2 separate regions of the Homo sapiens genome follow, and region 1 is linked to region 2. Evidence: chromatin loops called from intact Hi-C (ENCODE). Cell type or tissue: heart left ventricle. All regions are shown on one strand. Region 1 holds the start of MIR4529 (microRNA 4529). Region 2 overlaps TCF4 (transcription factor 4).

What was found. Peaks named below come from ENCODE experiments on the same cell type or tissue, not always from the same donor. Only the 100,000 strongest peaks of a DNase experiment are listed, where the experiment ranks them.
Region 1: it touches region 2 in a loop (1.9-fold over the local background); 18 of 110 quality-filtered maps call a loop at or near these places.

What each region holds. Positions count from the first base shown.
Region 1 is chr18:55,474,521-55,482,520 of GRCh38, forward strand. All of the region lies in intron 3 of TCF4 (transcription factor 4), which reads right to left. All of the region lies in intron 1 of TCF4-AS1 (TCF4 antisense RNA 1), which reads left to right. It overlaps MIR4529 (microRNA 4529), which reads left to right and starts at 4,701; the gene lies at 4,701-4,778. In heart left ventricle, a CTCF peak has its summit at 3,027; no DNase peak of the experiment used is centred here; H3K4me3 peaks cover 1,997 bases; H3K27ac peaks cover 3,702 bases.
Region 2 is chr18:55,418,101-55,426,100 of GRCh38, forward strand. All of the region lies in intron 5 of TCF4 (transcription factor 4), which reads right to left. Among named protein-coding and RNA genes, the nearest start is that of TCF4-AS1, 30 kb to the right of the region's middle. RefSeq lists an enhancer at 4,294-5,748. In heart left ventricle, no CTCF peak of the experiment used is centred here; a DNase peak (open chromatin) is centred at 4,921; H3K4me3 peaks cover 4,499 bases; H3K27ac peaks cover 6,144 bases.

The DNA.
Region 1 (8,000 bases), 56 kb after region 2:
GACCAATCTTGAAATGATTCCAGCAACTCTTTCTAAAAGGATAATTTATAATCTAGGCACTACATGGTGATCTCCAAATGGTGGCTGACCACCCAAATACTCCAAGGAACCTCATAAAAAACACAGATATCCTAACCCCACCTGGGAACTGATCAAGAAAAGATCAAGGGTTGAAGTCAAGGAAAATGTATAATTTTTTCATTCTTCCCATATTTTACATTTTTATTTTTTTTAAGTTTTGGGGTTTTTGTTTGTTTTGTTTGTTTGTTTTTGAGACAGGGTCTCGTTCTGTCACACAGGCTGGAGTCCAGTGGCACAAACACAGCTCACCACAGCCGCAACCTCCTAGGCTTAGGAGATCCTCCCAATTCAGCCTCCCAAGTAGCTGGGACTGCCACACCAGGCTAATTTTAAAAGTTTTCAATTACAGTGCAGTTATAATTATATAATATGTTGCTTCTGAACCATGTGTAAGTTGCATCAATTATATCCTTTTGCACCTTAGTACTTCTGTGTGCACTTCCTAAGAACAAAAACAGTACTATTATCAAAATCAGAAAATATACTGTGGGTACTTAGATCCAATCCATAATCCATATTCCAATAGGGAACTTCCTCCCTCTCCGGTAGAAGACAAAGTCCAGGATCATGCACTGCACTGAATTGTCTATCTCTTTTATCCATTTGAATCAGACATAATTCCTCAGCCTTTTCCTTCTGTGATATTAGAATTTTGGAAGAATACAGGCCAGTTATTTTATGGAAATGTTTCTCAATTTGGGAGGATCAGATGCTTCCTCATGATTATATTCCAGTGGATATAATACTACAATAGTGGTCTGGTGTCCTTCCCAGGACATCACTTCCAGAGCCCCTTGATGGCATGTTGGTCTGCCCCTCATGTGCTATGCCAATTTTGATCACCTGGTCAAAGTGGCATGCAAATTCTGCAATGTATGATTATAATTTGTCCCTGTTGAACTAATCAGTAACCTATGGAAAGATTCGTTAAGAACATTCAAACTAATTTTTAAGTATGTGCTTATTGAAAAAAATTAAAATACAAAAATGTATAAGGTAAAAAGTGATAATGCCCTCAAGTCTCACTTGTACCACTCTTAGACAAGCGATAACCCATCACAGCTTCCTATTTCCTTACATATCTTCACGTCTCTGATCAACTGGTTTTGACAGCCGCAGAAATGTAGGGCAATAAATGCTAAACTTGACTGAAGTTTCTGTTCTATTTGAATTGGTAAGAAATATTCTTCAATCGTTGATCATCTAGTGACATTTCAATGGAGACAATGATTAGTTGTAGCCCTGTGACCTAGGTGGGAGTGGGGAGGGCAGGAACAAGAATATATTTAGGCATATTTTACTATTAATTTTGAAGGAATTTGGCCAAGATGAAGACAAGATGGACTGATCCACTTGTGAATTAATGCAATGTATAAAGGCAAGTTAAAGAATCAGTTTTGGAGCCATGCTATCCTAACAGGCTATTTGGTGCCTCCTCCCACCACATTCTGTAAACCACTGTGTAAAAAGGAGACCTGCCATTTCAGAGGCACTTCCCAATTAAATTCAAATGCAGAGACAAGCATACTCATGACACAGAAAAATTTAGTGTGGTTTCCATGGGCTGACGTACAAAAAAAAAAATTGGAAACATCTAAAATATTTTAGAAGGGGGAGATAAGTTGAGTTGCCACTTTTAAAAGAATATATTCCCACATTTAGAGAGCAGGTATACAAATGAACTAGCCACCTCACAAAGTGAAGAGTGAAGGGTGACCCCAAAAAAGACTGTGAGAGGAACTTTGCCATTCAATACAGCATAAGCATACCATACAATATTGAGTGAGTTAACTTGTTATAATCAATATAAGGTAGAAACAGTCCCTTTAACCTTTAGATGAAGCCCTCGTTGTTTTTTTGTTTTTTGTTTTTTGTTTTTGTTTTTTTTTGAGATGGGGTCCTGCTCTTCATCTAGGGTATATGTAGTGCAGTGGTGCGATCAGGGCTCGCTGCAACCTCAACCTCCCAGACTCAAGCAATCCTCCCACCTCACCCTCCTGAGTAGCTGGGACCACAGGCACACACCACCACACCCAGTGAATTTTTTGTAGAGACAGGGTCTCACTATGTTGCTCAGGTTGATCTCCGACTCCTGGGCTCAGGCAATCCTCCCACCTCAGCCTCCCAAAATGCTGGGATTATAGGCGTGAGCCACCATGCCCAGCCTACAGCCCTTGTCATTTTATAAACTGAACAGTGCTGACATATTTCAACTGTGATTTATAAAGGCTGAGAAAATGTTCCTCACAATTCCACTTCAGCCAAATGCCTGGCAGACATTGGCAAAGGTTTCTCTTACTTGGGCTTATAAATGTGTGTGTGCATGTGTGTGCATGTGCCTGTGTGTGTAAAATCAGCATACACACACACACGATACACAAACTTGCATTTCCTAATAGTTTCTTGATATCAATGATGGTGTTTAAAACAGTTCCCATATGTTACAACTTGTTCAAATGATACCTCCTTATTTTCTATGAAATTGGTCAGAGGAGTCTGACTGGTCATTTGGTCTCACGATAATGTAACCACAATTTTTAATTATGCTTTCTGCTTCCTATTTTTTATATACTCATCTCATTTAAAATGCAATATCTGGGATCATTTAAAGTATAAAATTGGGATCAAGAGAAGTTACCTACCTAAACACGAGCAGACTAAAATCATTTTTCAAAAGAGGAAAAAACAAAAATCACAAGAAAATTGGTAGATGCCCTATATAAAAGAGGCTATTTTGCATAAGACATACTTTCACCCTTTCATGCTATTACGATTACCTGTTTAATTCTAACAGAGAATAGAATACTTGCTAATGTTCACAAGGAATACTTGCTGAAAGAAGAAAGGTGTACGGTGTTATAATGACTGAGTTTTCACAGCTAGCAACGTACATTTTTAAACCATGTCAGCAATGAAAACAAAACTGTGAGTCTCCCCTCTGTGTGTCCTTTTTCACAGGGCAGTGCCCAGGCATACTGCAACACCATTTCACCACCAGGGCACACGCAGTTGCCATCAGTTTAAGAAACGCCCAGGACTTTGCTAGCAGGACAGGTCTATGACGGAAAAATGGACCAAGGTTTCCTCTAAACCATGCTGCTTCCCTTACTTTCACTTTCAGGTTCTATAAAACATGTTCACTACTGAAGTAGTGAAAATACATCTGCCTTACTTTACTAGTCCAGCTGAAAGAGATGAGAACGCATCAACTGATGATTTCTTAGGTTTAATCACATCAAATTCCTGGGAATAGGCATTTTTGGTTCTAGTAGGTCTGCAACTTGGATGCATCCTGCCTTTTGCCCATCTGATAACTAGTGGAATACCGGTCAGAAAGAGATGAGCTGCTCTGAGGTACTGGTCTTACCAATTCAGTAAGTGGAATGGTAAAAAGCTGTAACTCTTCCTCAGGAATGGAAGATATGTCATTAGTGTGAAAGGAGATAGAGGCAAAGACCTGAAGAATGACGATAACCAGACATCTTGAGAGAAAACAAGAAGCAGGGAAGGGGTTCCGGGAAAGCCGGAGCTGTCAGTAGAGAATAATGATTTATCTGATGAGATTAGCAGACAGTTTGATTAGAAAAGATGCCTTTTTAACACAGCAAAGATTGCAATGTTACTTTAAGATTTGTTGTAGGAAAAAGCCGTGCCTGCCAAATGTGGTCTGTAACAGCACAGGCTAGCCATGAGTGATACAGTGGGAAAATAGCCACTAAGCCAGATTTTATTTGATTTGTACTGATGATTTTTATTAGAATACATGGATCATTGCTTCAACCTTTCCATGTAAAACCAAATCAAATTCAAAAACTCACACATCAGTCACCTAACCTTATGTCATTCCTTCTGCTTTACTCAAGTTGAGCCACATTTCAGCTGATCTGTCCCCGATAAATTGTTCAGCTACTCAAAACTGTTGGGCCAAATTCTGGGAGGCAAGTGGTACACAAAAGAAACCGCGAAATCTGCAGTTACAAGTAAGAAACCTACAGAAAAGAAATACTGCAAGCTTCCGAAATGCAGAATGAATTCAAAACAATATACAGCCATGCAAAACAAGACAAAATGAATTATCCTTATTGTACCAAATGAGTTGTAATTTGTTTGTAAAAGGCCCCCACTTCCCCCAGCTTTTTTTACTTAAGCCCTTTTCAATTCAAGACACTGTAAAGAATTTTGCAACCAGAGAAAGTCCACAGTTCTGTGGCATAAGGAGATTTAAACTGCAACAAACAGTTTTAAAATTAAAAATGTTCAAACTTTAAGGTGAAAATTATAAATGTTAAATATTATATTGGTGGGAAATCTCTGTATTATTTAGAAGAATTGTTTCATTAAAAGGAATGAAGTTTAATTACATGAAATATGGCAATGGGTTTCCAAAGAAAAAGTGCCAATAATCTACTTCCCACCATTTCTTTACCTTTTTTGTTTTTGCATTAACATTTTCCCTTTCTTCCTCAAACATTGCAAGTTTCATTTTAAACCTGTAACCAATACTTATGTCCATTTCTAGTTAACAAATCAGTTCCATCTTCTGATTTCCTTTAGTGTCCCAAACCACTCTGAAATGCAAGTTATTATTTTCTCCTCAGAGAAGGTAAATAACTTCCCCAATGACAGGCCATCAGCAGTCCAATGAAGACATGAAGACCCAATGTCTTCATTGGACTGCTGATGGCCCGTCACTGGGAAAGTTATTTATATGTGGCTCATGCTCAACCTCTGGAAGACACTGGATTTTATCAAATACCCAATACCTCTGAAAACTAGTGGTCACCAAACTTGCAGGCCTCTGGTGTAACCCTCTGTGGCTAAAGCCAGGCTATGTTTTCACCAATCCCCATCTCTTTCTGCCCGTGACCACCTAGGAATCTGAAATTCCCCATCTTCCTTTGCAGTCATGGGATCATATGACTAGGATTTGGCCAATAAAATGTGAGCAGAAGTAATACTTGCCTTGTCCAGACCTGGCCCTTAAAATTTCCCATGTAATCGTCTATGCACCACTCTCCTTTTCCTCTTTGATCAGCCTGATGCCAATATCTAGTGAACTCCAAGGTCCTAGGGGATAGCAGACCTGAGCCATGGAAGAAGCCAGGCTAGGACCAGAGCCCACCCACGTTGCTCTGTGACACCGGAGGGTAATAACCCTCTGCAGTGTTAAGCTACTGAAGTTTGGGGATTGTTTGTTCCAGCAATTAGCATACCCTGACTAATGCATCTTCCAAAACAGACTTCCGTGAATTCTGGCACTATGATTCTATCTTCCAAGTAAAGCAAACATACGCAGTTAGAGCTGGCACCAGTCAGAATTCTGAAGCAGGGGAAACTGGTCTTTGAACTATCCTTCTTTCCCTTTCAGACTTGTTTTCCCCTCTTAGCATTTCCTCCCTCTGAGCACCAAATGTTCTCAGGCTGCTCAGTCTCGTCTGTCTCAAGAAAATAGACACAAGATATTCATTATCCATTCTTTCTCTTAACCATTACCTTTTGAATACCATGAGCTGCCTGCTACCTGGGAAATTCTGAAGAACATCTTTAACATCTCACATTGAATGTATCCTCATCTGTAAAATGGGAATGACCGTATTTACCCTCCAGTACTGTTGTGATGATTACAGATAACAAGGAAAATGTTACCATGGAACCTGGAACACAGTAGGAACTCCAAAAAAAAAAAAAAAAAAAAGCGGGGGGGCGGGGGGAGGATATTATGTGTATTACACTTACTGTTATGGTCATAGCATGATATTTGACACCAAAAGGATACAAAATGTACATAAAATAGGACGCTTTCTCTCTGAAATATATAATCTAGATTGGGAAGAAAATCTTACGAAAATAAAATACAGTATTTGGTTACTAAAACAAACATAGCAGAATTTTTGAGAAAGGTGAGTTATATGGGCTAGAATCAACACTTGCAAGGTACTGGTGATTTAGGACAGAGTGATACTAAATTTCAAAGGGGCCTAACAGAAAGGTTCATGATTAACCTAAGGGAATAAACTGCTACACCTCAACATTTTTCATGTCACCTTGTGTAAGGCGTGGCCCTGTTCCCGGTCTCTTTATTGATTCAGTTATTAATTCTGTGTCAACCCTAATACAGATGTCACTAAAATCAAACAAACCCTAGTATCACAGTGGTGGGGGACAAGGATTGATTTTACTTTGTACAAAATCTGGCATAGGCCAGGCGTGGTGGCTTATGGGCCGGGTGCAGTGGCTCACGCCTGTAATCCCAACACTTCGGGAGGCTGAGGAGGGTGTATCACTTGAGGCCAGGAGTTTGAGACCAGCCTAGGCAATATGGTAAAACTCTGTCTCTACTAAAAATACAAAAAATTGCTGGGCGTGGTGGCAGGCACCTGTAATCCTAGCTACTTGGGAGGCTGAGGCAGGAGAATCACTTGAACATGGAAGGCGGAGGCTGCAGTGAGCCAAGACTGTGCCACTGCACTCCAACCTGGGCAACAGAGCAAGACTCCATCTCAAAAAAAAAAAAAAAAAAAAAAAAAATCTGGGATGTATGTAATTTGGAAAGAAGGAAAGAAAGCAGTGGCATCCTGGTGAGCTCTCCGGCATTATATGTGTATTTCTCTAACTCCATTTCAATTTTGTAACACACTGGTAACTCGGAACTGGCACAATGTTGGAAGTATTTACACCATGGAAATTGGCAAAAATGACCAATAACGGCTTTTATTCTTTGAAAAAGAGGTTATTAAACATTTACCACCACATCAATGAAAACAATCATTCATTGTGAGGTATTTGTACTCAAATTGCTTCATTTAACTTTCACAGCCATTACTCAGGTAGACTGTATTATCCTCATTTTACAGATGAAAAATCAGGCCTCACAATGGTAACTGATTGGCAAGAAATCCTGTTGTCTGTGCTCCCTGCACGAAAAACCAGGATGCTTACAAAAGTGAAGAACACCTGGATTTCTTTTTCTCAGTATATCGAAAAGATATTCCCATGAAGACAGAAAGCTGTACTTTAAAAACATCTAAATTCAGGCAGTACTCCTCCCAAAACCTTTAATTTTCTACTCGGCTTCATTTTGCTTCTCTACTCATGTAACTCTCCACTTAATCAATATATACTTCATTTTTACCACCCTGACTCCTAGACGTCCAATTCAACATTTTGGACCTATGTCCTTCCAAGAATAATCCCTTACAATGTCTCAAGAAATAGACTTATGCCTAATGACTGCGATACGTTATGAACAATCTTTAAATCAGTGATTCTTCATACACCTGTCCTCACCAAGGTAGTCTATTCCATCTTGGCCTGAGCTACAGTTACAATGAGCAAGTATGGGTTTAGAAAGAGCTGGGAGATTCCTTGAATTCAGATGAGGTTTCTGATATTTATTTAATAATGACTGTTGTCAACAGCTAGCATCAGGATTGGAGAAGGGCCTAGGGGTGAGAAAAGCCTGAAAACTTCAACAGGTATCAGGTGCAATCTGAGATACAGTGGATCTACTATATTAGCAAGGACAAAATGGTTCTTTGTACCCCTCACCTCTGACACTTCCATGTCAACTTCACCCTAAAGCAGGCTTCTCTCATGGTCATAGGATTCCAGATCTACTTGCTTCCTCATTGACTTTCAATGGCAGCAAGTTCAGTCTATAAAAGAGCAAAATTCCTGCTGAACTTTGTCCTGATTGGGACCATCATGGAACAATCCCTAAAGCCAAAAAATACCATGCATGGATTTGCTTAGGCCTGGATGACCCGAATTAATCACCGTGATGAGAGGGATAGGATTACCTTGATTGTTTTAGTCCAGTCACAGTAGTCCACCAGGGATGTAGTGATCCCACACAAATCACACAGATAGCACACACTGGGGAAGGAGTAGAGTATACAGTAGTGAGACAACCACAGGTT
Region 2 (8,000 bases):
TCACACTGGTTTGCAAACATGAAATTCATAATGATTAAGAGAAACATGCATGAATTTTTCCAAAAGAGAAGATGTTAAGATTCATTTCCCTAAACTATTTTCATTCTCTATTTCTCCAGAGGGTCACTATTTCCCTCAAATGCATCGCTTTTGCCTTAATTAAGGATAACATTGCGTCAATGAGCCTGTATATACTTTATAAGAATGAGTCATTTTGCTTTATGTTGAAACTTATGAACACATTTTTTTCTGGTGGTCTTAAACTTATCATTTGTTAATAATCTAATGTAACATTATATTTGCATCTCCCTTATTTTTAAATATGAGATGATTTACTGAATTATAAAAGATGGTATGTGGGGTATGAATTGGTCATCTGCATCCTGTATTAACAATCAATTGTTAAGAACTGTTATGACTCCTTATATTTCATTAAGTGCTTTTCAACATACATGCTCAAATGAGCTTCCTCATAATCCTGTTAGGTAGATACCATAACAATTATCATTTATACTTTCATTCTGAATATGAGAAAAAAGGGATACTTGGTGGTTAATTTATTTGCCTTAGAGCACACAGCTATGAAAGAGAAGAGTCACATCTTTTGCCCAGGCCTACCTAAATGTCAGCATTATATTTTGTCATGCCATACTTGAGGAAGTAGGAGCATTAAAAAGATACAGTTTTACTTATGTGCAAGTTTATAGATTATACATTTTTACTTTTTATCTAAGAAAAGTAGCCAAATTCTTTGGTGTTGTGTTAGTGCCCAGTTTGAAAAAGGACACACCTGGCACATAATTACACTTGCCCACACACACACATACATACATATTTATAAAATGTAGCCACATACACCTCAGCACCAACAGAGTGCATTGGGCCATTGTGTACTGTAGATCCTATTTCTGTGTATCCAGATCCACACTTTTATTACTAATTAAAATGTCCAGATGGTAAAATAACACCTGATCCGAGGGGCTTTTAAGTACAGTAATTGTCAATGCTCAACTCCTACCTTGTTAACAAATTGGAAAAATTGGCCTACACTGAGTTTTACACATACTGTTTCCAAACCATCAGTAAAATGTAGCTGAAACTTTAATAATGTGGACAGAAAATGCCTACATTAAACTCAAGAAAAAGATCTGACATTCAAATCATTACCACTGGAAGAAAGCTTATGGACTCCAACAGAAGGAATGTCATATCATAGCAATACAATTGGGTTTTACCAACAAAAAATCTACAGTAGAGGGAAAGAATGACGTTAGAGGTATTCAACATCCAACCATTTCATGAGGCCCTTTCTTTACACCTTTTGTTTTGCAGGTTCACTAAATGATAAACAATTCTTAAAATATATTTTGTCTTGTCAAGTGTTTTTTCATTTTAATGTATGGATTCAGATCTTAATCATAAAGCAAAACCTTTATTATCTTATAGGGTTTTTAAATATACAGATTCCAGAGTGACCCCTGAAATTCAGGTTAGGCAGTGGCTCATGAGTAATATACTTAGGGAAATCACAAATGCTTTTAAAATGTTTAAGCAGTTACTTCCTAATCCTAAGTGGATTCTTTTTTCTCAAGCAAACATTTTTGCAAATATTTAGGTTGCTTTGATACGCAAATGTTCTCCCAAACATTTCCACCAGCCAGCCACTGAAATCTCTCCACAGACCCCAACCAATGGGAAAGTTTGCAAGGGAAATATGAGAAGCGACTGAACGGGAATACTGGCAGGAACACTGGCTTCGCTGCCCACAAACAAATGTTGATTTTGTTGCAACACCTGAAACAAAACATCTGGGTGTCTTAGTGGAACCCCTTCTTTAAAATTCTCAGTCATGGGGCTGTAATTCTCATTGACTGAAGCAGTATCTTCTAGGGAGGGTAAAACTGATCACCCACAGGTTTCCTATTACAGAGTTCAATAACTCCAGTAAATGTGGCTTGCTGCTGGACAGTGGAAATCCCATCACTTTAAAAAGAAAATGCCCACAGGAATTAACACGTGCAAAACAGGAAACGGAAAAAACAACAAACAATGCCATGACAAAGGTCCCAAGCCTTACAGGTATAATAAAGGGAAACACTTTCAAAAACGTTTCCCTAAAGGAATACACCAGGGGAGAAGATGTCTCTAAAGTCATCTTTATCATCAGCTCAAGAAATAATTCATGAAAATGAAGGTTTTCTAGAAATAAAAACAAGAAGGTGGCACATTCAAAACTAACTTGTCAACACAGCATGATTACCATGATTATGTGTAAAAACAATCTCCAATACTCCCTTTCCCTTCCACACTCTACTCCAAAAACATCTTCTAACCCGCTTTTGGAAATAATGGGATTCCTTGATCACGGGACAACGAATCACCCTGAAGTTTTTCTCCAGTTTACTCAGTCACATAAGCCACCAGAGGCTAACCACACTGACAACAAAAGCAAGTCCCAGGATTCCGGGGGCTAATACCATGCTAGGCATTACTTGGGAAGTTATGAGTTGGTATACATCTGTGAATTTGGTGGGAGGAGAAAACTAACAGTAAATTTATCAAAGCCAGTGGAACGTTCAGCGTTATAAAATTACAAGGATCTGCTTCTCGGCGACTAACCTGCTTTTTCACTTCTGCCATCACTTCCTCATTTACACATATTAGAAGCTGGTCAAAGATTTCATTAGATGTGGTTTTGACAATAACAGCAAAGTGCCTAAAGCCACAGATTTTTAAATGAGCCCCAAATTCAGATTTGGGGGAAAAAAGAACCAATCACAGCAGAAAGCGCTTTAAAAGAAAAAAAAAAAAAAAAGAAACATTATCTTGAGCAGTTATTCTGCACTTAGTTGTACTGTGTGAAAAGAAAATAAAAAAAGCTCTATAAAATGTCAGAATTAACCTATCGTTTCAGATTGCTTACAGGTGAAATTCTACCATCTGGATGGGCAGTTTGCCCACACAAAAAAAGAAATAAACTAAAAGGAAAAAAAAAAAGTAAAACCTTCTTTTGCCTGCTATTTTACCACAATAGATTTTACAGGAGAGAGGACAGAGCCACCATAATCTTTAGACATGGACACACACACATTTACACACATGCCTGTGTACACACACACAGGTTCATGTACAAACTGTGACAAAATAAAAGTTGGAAGAAGCAAGAGATTGAAATAAAATTCTGTTTCTTGGAACCCCAAGAGTTTAACAAGGAATGAAACCCAGTCATTCTTAATCACATACAAGGGAAAAAAGATTTATTTTAAAATTTTCGTGAAATAACTGATGATTCTTTCTGTTTTACTGAAATACTCTAAAAAATAAGGCCCCGCATATCAAAGTTTCTCTCTTCCCTTAACAAGGCGTATTATAATCTTTATTTATGCTGGGCTAGCAACTTTGGGAATTACAATTTAACTTTAAATAAACAGGAAACTGCATCTTAGGAACTCCCAGAAGTCATTTTATTCATCTGAGAGTGAAAATGCTTATAAACGTTATAATTTATAAAGAAGTACACTTCTATTTTCCCTTTTTCTTAATCATTATACAAACCTTTTATTAAAACATCTGCCTCAGCAAAAAGACCAGTTTTAATAATCATCATTTTTTAACCTAAAGATCAAATAGAAAATGAAGTCAGACTCTGTTTAAGTTTTTCTTTCTAACCTTGAGGGCCAGATAGAACTTTCAGTTTAACTTCAGGCTTGTCTGTCAAACATGGTACCAGGTTGGCATCAAGTGTACATTTGCCAACCTAAAGTTCCACATTTTGAAAGCAACACACAGAGGCTTTCATAAATTAACAGCTCTCTGTGTTAAATATTTGTCGATATCTCTGCTCTGGGGTTTCTGGGTTTCCATTTTGATTGCAGAGTGTCTCCTAAAATTACATTTGAAGAACAACACTAAACCAGAAGTGTTGAGTGAGAGAATTATGGGCACATTCTCAAACTCTTACACTAAACCACAAAGGGAATAGATTAAAAAGAAAAAGCACAAAAAAAAAAAAACCACTATCATCCAAAAAAAAAAAAAAAAAAAAAAACCCACCCTGAATAGAGAAATCGAATACTTGCTTTTCTTTCGACCTTATGGGTAGCACGCCGAGGGAGGCACCAGAAGATCTAAGCCCAAATACGTGATGAAGAGTCGCCAAAAAGCATGTGGATGAATAAACTGTTGTGGCGTGAATCTGCCAGCCAGAGGACAGAACACAACATGCTGGGGCTTGGCTGTCCTAACATGTTTTACTATGTACATTTAAATAGTCTTGAAAGGGAAAAGGAAAGAAGGGAAAAGGTGGAGGGTTTGGGGGGTTTTTTTTAATATTAAAAAAAAAGTTTGCCAGAAATTCTCATACTTGGGTCACAAATAAAAGTACTTTCCTATTATTAAAAAAAAGAGAATCTAGTTCTTAGGCTAACACTCATCACATGTTTCCTATGATGGAAATTTAGGGGGGTGGTTTAAAGAGTTAAAGACTCCCTACCATTAATTTGCATCTGGTGCTTTTAGTGTGTGTGTGTGTTTTTTTCTTCCCTGAAAAGTTGGCAGAGCCGCCGATTTTCCATAATGCAAGCATTTGGGAATTGTGAGCGGAATGAAACCGATCCAATCTCCTGACTGCGACATGAATTTTCATTAATTACAACCTTGTCAGCAAAAGCATTATCAAAGCTGAATATGAAAATGCTAATGAGTCCTCATTTGCATATTTTTCTTTGTTGGAATGTCATTAATTATTACATTTTATGATGATGAATGCAGCTGTCGAAGCTCTCCGATGCATAATTAGCCATCAGAATGCCAGGAGCCGATCAGCATTTTTGGGTGAAAAAAAACAAATTTCACTTCCACTCTCCCCCAACCCAACACCACCAAACACACACACACACACGCACATGCTCACACACACACGCACACACAGACTCGGAGCCCTGATGATGACAGTCCTGAGGCCGGACTTTGGGGGAAGTTGAAAAGGGCTAGGTTAAAGCAAATTTATTTTTGCCTTAAAATTATTTTGTTTTTAGGCGATAATGGTCTTATACAATAGAAGCAGTTCTTAATAAAAAAAAATCGTTATTCCAGCTTAATTAATGCCACGCTTAATTATAACACCATGATGTCAGCGGTTTTAATTAAGTATTGGCTCCGTTACAAAAAAAAATCCTCACTGCAGTAAGAGTCACAATACACAGAGTTGTGCAAATCATTTCTGCGATATTTTGGTCTTCCGTGGTTCACGAACTATTCAGATATTAACAGGCAGCATTAAAACTCCACGCACACACGCGTGCGCAGGAGAGGCACACGCGCGCGCGCACACACACACACACACACACACACACAATCAAGCAAAGGGGAAAAACCGTACTTTCCTACTACATTACTTGGACAGACTTTAGAGCTTACCTACTTGACCACTTTTTTGAGCTAAAGTGTAAGTGAAGATGACAAAACATAGCTCATCCTCTCTCAGCCTCTGGGAACGGTGTTTATAAGTAAAAAAAGAAAAACAACACAGAGCAGATGGGACCATTACACATGACCAAACCAATCAATCACAGATGAAGGGCCCAGGTGCAGCGCAGCCGTGCAACAACGCACCATTTCACAGTCTGTCAGACACACACACACGGTCGTCCATGAGTGACCCTCCTCAGCTCCCCCCGGACCTCATCTGGGGCGCTGCGCCCCTCTCGCCTGCCTACACTCCAACTGACGTCTTCATAATCGCCCTGTCTTTCTATCTGCTTTGGCTCCTGTAAAGAGAGGAGGATGGAAGGGGTGGTGACTGGGCGGAAGGGGGGATGGGAGGGGAGATGAGGACAGGGGCTCACATCATTGTCACTTATGAGGAGTCCGGTCTTCCTCCTTCTGCCATCCCCATGGCCCCTCCCTCTCCAACCACCATCAGAATCGCTTTTCTAACCATCATTACGCTCATTAATTTTTAAGGGTGACTGCTTGGCTGCGGCACCCCAACTGTCTGCCATTAGAAATAGAAATTTTGTGTGTGAGTTTCTTGCCTGTGAGGAAAAAAGATGTGTGTCACTCGACAAAGTCATGATTAGATGGAAATGTTAGAAATTAATTAATTGGAAGTGGGTAGGAAGACTTTTCTTAGCCCCCTCCAGATTAGTTAACATGAGACTCTAGTTACCCACAAGCTTCCAAGGAATCAGCTCTGTCTCAAGATTTTGTGTCTTAAAGAAATTCCACAGCCTTTGGCATCCTATATCACAAACTCATCCAGGAATCACTGAACCCAAATGAAATTGTACATTTGTAAGGGTCACAAGCTTACACTGGCAACATAACTGAAACACCAACTTAAACACAAAGTTAGGGACAGGCTCCCTGCTTTAAACTCAGAATTCCTAACTCACAGCCTAACTTTCTATGGCTTGCAGCTTTCCTTTCTTTAAAACAAAACAAACAAAAAGCACAAAAATATCAAACAACAACTAAGGGGGGAGCAGAGAAAGACAGTAACCAATAGAATCAAAAGGATAATACACAGCACTGAGGCCCACCTACCCCATTTGAAAAAAAACTTCATCACACCACATCAGAAAAAAGCAGATTGGTTTTATTGATCCAATGAATTATTTAATCATGTCTTCTTCCTTAAGTCTAGGTAATTTATAACAGTTTTTGAGATCTTTTGATACAGTACAAATATTATAAAGAATCAACTATATTTACTCAAAATATTGAAAATGGATACTTTCCCCAGCTTTAGGAGATGCCTGCTCATCCGAAGAGTGATTGAATGTTCTCGACAATTTATAATTTATTTTGCCTATTTAGAGATGAGAAGGAGTTTAGGAAAGCACTCAAACCCTCCAAAGAACAACTATATGACTGCAAAATAGCTTAAAGGATTTATGTCCCAAAATGCTCATGACATTTTAGGCATTACTGAAAATTTACACTAAGAACAAGAAAAAGTTTAATCAAAATAGACCACACAATCCAGCCACTTTAAGGATTAAGTCAAGTTGTCATTTATGTGAAGCTTCATGTAATGGTGGAAAAAATGAAATAGAGTACAGGCTAAGTTGGGTGAGAAAGTGTCCTACCTAAAATCTGCATGCCATTCCATTTACAGGCAAAGGCAATTTTACACAACACTAGGCAGATTGGATTCGTTGAAATGAAAGCTTTGTCTCTTAGCATGGGCCCTATCATCAATTCAAACATATTTTCAGAATGGTTTGATGATGCACTTGTTTTTGGCTTTTTTTTTTTCTTTTGAGGATTCAGTATGCTTCCCCCAGCTCTTCACCAATGAATTTGTCCTTTGGAAACTTTTAAGTATTGAATGAATCTTTCCATTCCCCAATGGATCCTATAATTTTTATGCTTAGTCCTTGTTAGCAAGGAACCTCATATCTGAAGTCAAGGAAAAAAAAAAACAGAAAACATATTAACATCTTCCATAGCTATGTAGGAAGGGATCACCTTGTGTTTTGAATGAGTATATCTTTTCCTCAAGGAACAGACTCTACACATTTGCATTAATAAATTTCTATTTTCAAGCTCAATAGAAATTGCAGTACAAAAAGCAGATGTGTACGTTGGGCTCTTTCAAATTAAATTTCCAAAAGCAGAGCCTATTCTAGCTCAAGATCAAAGGAACTAAAACACGATCTCCTCCCCCTTCCAATATAATTACAGAGATTTCATTTCTTTTGTTACAATGAGCACAACAGGTAAATCTTAAACCTGAGGGATAATGATCAGGTGCTACAGCTCAGCTTTGCTGGGTGGCTCAATCGCTCTGCTCAGTGCCCCTGCTGTTTAAACTACCACTCTACAGGAAGATGGGAAATGCCTAGTGCTCTACTTTATTCTTGGAGATTTGTTTCCTTTTCCACATCAAGACTACGCAGAATAGCTCTGAGATGGATACAACCCATTTTACAGCAGACTTGTTTCTAAAGAAGGGACATGTCCATCCTAAAACACAAACCAAGACAAAAAATTTT